Linked DNA regions of Mus musculus: region 1 is linked to region 2. A link is a loop called in an ENCODE intact Hi-C map of the cell type or tissue named here. Cell type or tissue: left cerebral cortex. All regions are shown on one strand. Region 1 overlaps Adk (adenosine kinase). Region 2 holds the start of Vdac2 (voltage-dependent anion channel 2).

Region 1 (4,000 bases), 690 kb after region 2:
ATAAAATCATTTATCATAATTTTACTATATTTATTGCTAGTCTTTAAAGATAATTTATATTTTCCAACATAGATTAATTACAAAACCCTTGCAGAAACTTATGCATCTCAGCATACAAATGAAAGTGAGCCCTGAAAAGGCCAGGATGTATCAACTGTCTTCTTAGGCAGTGAACACAGTCATCAGTAAGTTAAATCCAATTAAGATTGGCCATTATAAATTTACATTTATGATATTCAGGACACAGAAACTAATCTGAAATGTATTACAAGGGCTGATAAAATCCTAACGTATCCTTACTTATGAAACATCTGAAATGCTAGGCCTGGGTCACCTGGCTTTCTGCATTGTTTTATCTTTACAGTAACTGTATCAACAGTGTTGCAGCCCTAATCCTGTCGACGAGAGCATGGCCTGAGAGATGTCATAACTAGGTGTAACAGAGATGAGGCTGAGATAAGTAATTCTAGTGAAGGAGAACTGACAAAATGAATATAGTCCTAAGGTCTTAGAAATGAATGGAATTTTCCAACCATTCTCCTCACCCCCCTCTAATGTGTTTGGTATTTTACCTGCATGGATGTCTGGGTACCACTTGCTTCCCTGCTTTCCTCTACGGTCAGAAGTGGGTGTCAGCTATCCTGGAACTAGAGTTACAGGTTGCTATGGGCCACCATTTGGGTGCTGGGAATCAAACCTAGGTGCTATGGAAGAATAGCCAGTTGCTCTTAACTGCTGAGCCATCTCTCCAACTCCATAAACAGTCTTCTTTTTCCTAACAATATCCAACTTTGCCTGGCAGACTCCACCACTCTAACACTCTATTTTATTATTATTTAAAAGGTTTTACACTGGAGGCAGGTTGAACATGAGACTCCTGATCCTCCGCCTCAAATAAGCCAGTGCTAGGGTTACAATCATATGCCACTTGCCCACAGAGTTCACCTAAACACTTTTGATCAGTAACTTTCAGACACAAGCTCCGTCTTTGACTTTGGGGATAGGTCTGGGACCAAGGCCAGTCAGAGCAGGCCCACTAGGATATAATCACCACACTGAATTTGGAGCCACTAGGAGGAATACAGAAAAACAAGAATGTGAACTATCAGCTGACGGTAGCCATCCTCTCTTGCAAACAGAACCGACACCGAGGAAAAGAGCTGAAATGACTCTAATACTATTTACCCCACTGAGTTACACTTTACCTGATGCCATACCAGGATCTTTTTACTAAATGCCCACTTGTTTAACAGCTTTGAGATGTGGCTTTTGTCACTTGTACACTACACCATCCATAAAAATTTAATGGTACAAATCAACTTCAGAAATTAAAACATTTAATCATTCCAAATCTGGAATCTTAAAATAAAAGACAGATCCAGGGGATTATTCTTAGTATTTCAAAAGGATGAATGAAATTATATACTGACCTGGCATTAGAAAAAAAGTGGACTTCTACACTACCCCGGGATAAGGTGACATGTGGATAACCTAGTGTTGGGATTACAGGCATGTGCCAGTTTGTCTGCATAGTAGTTTATTCTACATGACTGAACCTCTTTAAAATCTGCTTGAAATGAGTCTAAATAGAAATATAGTTTAGTCTTTCATTTAAAAATTACAAAAGAACTGATTGTGACTTTTATAATATAGTTTATTTGGGAGACAAACTGTTTTAAAACAAAAATATCACTGAAAATTTTCAAAATCATCACTGAAGGAGAAAAAACCCAAGAACTACAATATTATCTTGAAATACACTCAATAAAAGACAAATCACTTGAGATACTGAAACTACTCAGCATCCTTCAGTAGAGGAGTGTAAGCTAATGGTGCCACCTAGTGTCCTGCACTAGACACTACAACTCCATCTTCAAATTCCTTTTGCTGAAGAATACAGGCTAGTCTCCTCCCATTGTTGCTTTGTCTTCAGTAATTCTTCCAAAAGGCATTTGATTCTAATTCAGTTCTAGTTATGTGTAGCATTCCAGGGTGCCTTCATTCATACCTTTATCAACAATTGCTCCGTGAGGTTAGGGCTACTTTATTTCATTTTTAAGATTTCTCCATTAAAAATTTTGTTTAGATTTATTTATTTTATTTTTCTATGTGCATGTCTGTCATCATGGGTCTCTTGGAGGTCAGAAGAGGGCGTGAAGTCCCAGGTGCAAGAGTTACAGACAGTTTTGAGGTGCCTGACTTGGGTGCAGGGGACTAAACACAGGCAGTACACGTACATATACTCAGTGAAAAATACTCCAAGGGAAAATAGATCAATCTTTTAAAAAAAGGTCTGGTGCTCAGAGGATCAGGAGATGGCTCAGCTGGTAAAGTGGGTGCTGTGTAAGCACAACGACCTGAATTCAGATCCCCAGGCCTGTGAGGGGGAGACAGGAGACGTCGGTTACCTAAATCAGTGAGCTCTAGTGAGCTCTCAGAAACCACAGGTGTCTGGTACTGCTGCGGTAAGGAGGCAGTTGGATTCTACATGCTTGCAGGCCAGTCAATCTACATAAAACAGTGAGCTCTGTTTCTGTGAGGGAGGCTGTTTGAAGATGCAATGTGGAGGGCCAGAAAGGTGGCTGAGTGACAGAGGAGTCTGATGACCTGACCTGAGATCCATCCCTGGAAGTCCATGAAAAGCTGGATGCCATAGATGTCTGTAGTCTCGGCACTCCTACACTAAATGAAACTTTACAATATCAACCTCTGGGGGCTAGAAAGATATTCCAGGCATTATGAGCGCTTGCTGCTCTTCTAGCAAAGATGCCACATCAGTTGTGAGCACCCTCATCAAGTGAGGCTGAACAGTTTGTAACTCAAGCTCCAAGTCAGACACCAGTGTCCTCCAAAGCCACTGCACTCAAGTGGGCATACCCATAGGTACACATAATTAAAAAACAATAAAAACAAAGCTCTAAAAATATGAATTTCTGGCCTCCAGATGTACATATGTGGGCAAGCATGAGTCAGTGCAAGTGTGCGTGTATACATGTATGCACACACACACAATTACTATAGCTATCTATAACAAGTAGTGAATACAACTTTTACAACACAGCTTACAACTAAAATTTTAAATTCTAGGTCATTGAGTTATATGTTATTGAAAAGGTGGCAAAATTGTGTAAAAAATACATTAAAAATTATAAATGTATTTTTTATACTGGAAAAATCAGAAAACCTCTAAGTGCCAGGAAACTATAAAGTAATTCATAGCTCTAGAGAACATGATAGAAAGAAATTACCAAAGACTGTATAACAAAAAATGTCAGAAAGGACATTTTAAATCTGTCATTACATGCTCAGCCCAATGAAAAGAAATTCATGGTGGGAAAAAAAATGTCACGTTAAGAAATACATAATGCTTTAGGCTGGAGAGATGATGCAGAGGTTACAAGCACTGGCTATGCTTCCAGAGGACCCAGGTTTGTCTCACAGGACCCAGGTGGCAGCTCAGAACCAGCTGTAACTGCAGTTCCAAGGGATGTGACTCACTAGGCATGCATGTGGTAACACAGCCATACACGGAGGAAAAATATTCATACATATAAAAAAATTAATTTAAAAGAAATTACAGAATAGTGGGCAAAAAGAGGAGATTTTAAGAGTTCAAACAAAAATAATTCTCCACGAAAGAATAGAAATCATGGCACCCCATTTCCCACAAGCAGCACCAGTTGCCAAAATAAGACAGCCTTCAGATTGCTGAGGAAACTATTTCAACCTCAAATTCCAAACCCAAGTGAAATACGAAGCTACGGTGAAGGCAATATAGAGAAAGGCTGAAACAGGATCTTGAGCAGCCCAGTCTAGCCTTGACATCTGTAGTGAGCCAAGGGTGACCCTGCCTTCTAGATCCTCCCACCTCTACCTCTGATGCTGGGACTAACTAAAAAGTATGAATAAGGGGCTGGAGAGATGGCTCAGTGGTTAAAAGCACTGACAGATCTTCCGGAGGTCCTGAGTTCAAATCCCAGCAACCACACAGTGGCTCACA
Region 2 (4,000 bases):
CCCAAAGCCTTCAAAAAGAGAGGGCAAAGATATGATTCTTCTGCAGAAAAGACGTATACCCACACTCAAAGTACTGTGAACATAATCCCAAAGTCCGGGACAGAAATGGACAAATGCACAGCACATGAAGGAACATTTACAAGCAGTCAGCTCTGCTAAGGTGACAGTAGCGCTGCCTAGTGTCCTATAACTGGCTCCACTTCCTGCCGCACCCTTTTCAAGCCATTTTTAAACGTTAGATTAAAAATCAGTTCCTCAGACTGGCCTACTGTTTATGGCAACACACTTAGGACTTTTATCCCAAAAGGGTATCACCAAAGAGCAAGGGGTAGTGGTATGTGCAAAACAATCAATTTTCAAGAAAGCACAAAAATTGACTCAAAACTCTAAGGTTTCCACCTACCCAGAGTCATAACCACAAAAATAAAACAGTAATTCTAGGCAGCTCTATCCAACCATGGTCTGAACTGTCACTTAAAAGAATAAAGTACAGGCTTTCCCCTCTCCCTAGGGGGTGGGGAGTGGGGTGGTACTCGCCTCCCATCACTTGGGAGGCAGAGGCAGGTAGATCTGAGAGTTCAAGGCCAGCCTGGTCTACAGAGTGAGTTCCAGGACAGCCAGGACTACAGAGAGAAAGCCTGTCTTGAAACAAAACCAAAAAACAACAACAAAATAAAAAGAACAAGCTTTTCAATTGTGACCGAAGAAAGGCTAAGAAAGTGGGGTACACATGCAGCTGGCAGAGGCATGAGTGCAGCAGGGTATTCAGTCTAGAAAAGCAAAGCAATTAACTTTTTTCAAGAGGTCCAAGCATATATTTTTCTCTTTTATGTTTAAAAGGGAAAAAAGTCCTTACCAAATCCTTTGTTGAAAATGTCTCTGGCAGCTTTGCCGAGGTCAGCATAGGGTGGAGGGATACACATCGCTAGTCAAAAGAAACATTCTACAGTTAATGTGAGCTACTACTAGGACCTACTGCTAACATTTACATTCAAGCAGTTCAACCGGAGTGGGTTTTGATGCCACTAGAACTTCAATAAATGTTATTCTAAAGTAGCCACCCATAACAAAAACTTATTTCTAAATAGCTATGTGGTAATACAAACCTGGGACATTTCTACCAAGTTTTAAGAATGGGGGAAGCCTTTCTAATTCCTAAACATAAGTGTCTACTGCCTACACAGTTGCCAAAACTCAAGGTGACTGATTTAACGGAGATAAAAACCAAAATTTAAGCTTAGGCGTTCTCCCCTAACAAACCTTTGGGAAGGACTTCCAAAATCAAAACCAACACTCTGGGAACTGGCACAATTGAGACACGGGCAAAAAATACAACCATCTATGTCTACAGCAACTAAATATCAAATGGCACTTTAAACACATTACTACGGTCCCCCAAGTCCTCCGACAACGTGAGGCTTAAGGGCAAGGAATCCGAGCTCCAGGAGCAGCTCATTCATTCTCCAGTGCACATCCACGCCCTTAGGAACACGTGTAATGACCTTGTAGTGCACTCGACCTGTGCAGGCAGACAGCGAACTACTTCCTCTTGCAAAGTGACTGCTCTAACTCTCCGCCCCCCCCCCCCGAACCCCAAGATGGAATTCAACAACTAAGTGTTTTGCTTTCGGATTTGTAAGTAACATATCCAAAAGCCAAGGGTGGGTGCGGCCAAGGACCAACGCCCCAGGCGCGAGCCCCCCTATCTGCAACCCAACAGCCCAGCACCACGTCCGTCAACAGAGTGGCAGTGTAAGACTTAGGGGGCGCGCAAAGAAGCAAACTTTCCAAGTCTTTGCAGGCATCATGTGGGCCACGGCGGAACAAGGTATGGTTCTCTAAAGAGGAACAGCACAGCCCCCATGGCCCCATCGCGCAAACACCTCTTGTGCTACTTACGCCGTGGGCATACCGGTACACAGCACTCAGCCATGGCGAAGTCGCGGGGAAAAGGTGATCTGTGAAAGGGACAAGAAGTGCGGTCAGGGGACAGTCAAAGGGTCCCCTGGGGAGCTCGGACATTAGAGAAAGGGGCCGGGGCCGCTGCGGCCATCTTAGGGGACCAGGGCCGCCCTGAGTTCACTCAGGCTGCCGGCCCGCCCTAAGGCCCCAGAGTCGGCAAGAGGCGGGCACCATAGTACCTGCGGGTGTCCTGAGGGGCGCTGCCGCCACCGCTCGGCTCGCAGCTGAGGCCACTCCGCTATCTGAAAGTTGCGCTGCAGCCACCGCGGCTGGAGGGCGAAGTGAAGGAGACACCGTTGCGCCCCGCCGCAAGCCTGGCCTCCCCCAGCCAGGTCCCCGCCGCGGCCGCCCGGGCTGTCTACCGCGCCTGTCCTTGCCGCTCCGCCCGCTGCCCACTCCCACCTGCTCCGGAGTGACCACGTGGGTCGAGAGCACGGCGGTCTCCTTGGGTGAGCGGTCTCGGACCGTCCGGCGGGGACGGGGCGAGCAGGAGCTGCGGGGCCTCGGGTTAGGCAATGTCCAGGACAGCCCCAGAGGCGAGGACCTGGGAACGGCGGAGGCGGCGCAACGGCACCCGCGCGGTCAGGATGGGAGTGGCCACGCGAGTCGCGACGGGGCGGGGCGATGTGCCCCGCAGGGTCACGTGCACCCTCTCAGCCTCCTCCCTGAGTCCCAGCCTGGAGGTCTGAACTTAAGGTCCGGGTTGAGGGGGATGAAACACTCTCCCCAAGTGCAGCCTCCATGCTCTTCCCATCTCGGTTCACCGCCCACCGCCATGTCCTCCCCTGCTGGGACTAGGCTGGGCTCCAAAGGAACAAACTTGAGCCAGTCTCTGGGCATTTCTCTCGGAGCCTCAGGGTTGCGCTCCTGCAGCCTCCGTCTCACCCATATATGGTATGGGTTCACACACGCGCAGAAGCACATCCTGCTCTAGGAAGAGAAGCTTCCCCTGGTTGAGAGGCCTGGAGAGACAAGGGAATAACTGTAGGATTCATGCTGACCAGTCATTAGAATGCTGCTCTCAAGTTCTTTAGATATGCCAGAAGAGGGAGGGAGCAGCCAGTCCTGATGCCTATACCTGTAGTCCCAGATCTGGGCGGCAGAGAAATTACACCAGATTGAGGCTAAACTACAGAGTGAGGCAAAAGGTTAATAAAGATAAGAGACCGCTGGATAGTGGTGGTGCACACCTTTAATCCCAGCACTTGGGAGGCAGAGGCAGGTGGATTTCTGAATTCGAGGCCAGCCTGGTCTACAGAGAGAGTTCCAGGACAGCAAGGGCAATACAGAAAAACCCTGTCTTGAAATAATAATAATAGAGACCAGTTTGAGGCTAAACTACAGGGTGAGGCAAACAGGATAATAAAGATAGAATCGGAGGCTCAGTGAGTAAGAACCCTTATCTTGCTGTGCATGCAAGGGGACCTGAGCTCGGATCCCCAGCACCCAACACCCACATTAAAAGCCAGTAGTAGTTCCAGAAATAGAAACAAGAGGGTCACGGGGGCTCTGTCAACCTGGCCTGCAAACCGTGTTCTCTAAATTCTGTAAAAGGTGAAGAGCAGTAGACACTGTTCAAAACACACACACACACACACGTCAGCCATACAGAAGATTTAAAATGGAGACAACTGACACTTCAGCTCAATAAACTCAAATAATTTAGCCTGTGGACCTCAATTCCCTCATCTCTAAGATGCTGTTTAATAATCTTCAATAGACATACAGTTGGACTGAGAGCAAAGACACCCACACATATGCACTCATGACTCAATCGTCTCTGAACTCTTCCTCTACTCAAGTACTGTTAAGTCATCACTCTCCTCCTAAGCCGGAGGAAAGATGGCTAGGTGGGCTCCCCCCAATCCAACACCCAAGTTTAAAGTTACACTCTGGTATGTTTCTCTCCCAGGAGCAAGGCTAGCCAGCAACCTCACCTGCTCACAGCTGGAATTGTGTTGTAAAAAGTGAAATGGGAAGAGTCTTTGTGTGTATGAGATCGGGCTCCAGCACCTGACTCATCCCTTCATCCAAGCTC

The links. Hi-C counts contacts between places; a loop is a spot of excess contacts. Peaks named below come from ENCODE experiments on the same cell type or tissue, not always from the same donor. Only the 100,000 strongest peaks of a DNase experiment are listed, where the experiment ranks them.
Region 1: it touches region 2 in a loop (4-fold over the local background); 8 of 42 quality-filtered maps call a loop at or near these places.

Annotation. Positions count from the first base shown.
Region 1 is chr14:21,134,956-21,138,955 of GRCm38, reverse strand. All of the region lies in intron 3 of Adk (adenosine kinase), which reads right to left. Among named protein-coding and RNA genes, the nearest start is that of Adk, 84 kb to the right of the region's middle. In left cerebral cortex, a CTCF peak has its summit at 1,841 (motif pointing left); a DNase peak (open chromatin) is centred at 1,844.
Region 2 is chr14:21,829,809-21,833,808 of GRCm38, reverse strand. Vdac2 (voltage-dependent anion channel 2) reads right to left here and starts at 2,248. Exons shown (of 10, transcript NM_011695.2): 1 at 2,142-2,248; 2 at 1,900-1,958; 3 at 857-925; 4 at 1-8. The coding sequence starts at 1,933. In left cerebral cortex, a CTCF peak has its summit at 2,159; a DNase peak (open chromatin) is centred at 2,574; H3K4me3 peaks cover 2,616 bases; H3K27ac peaks cover 1,859 bases.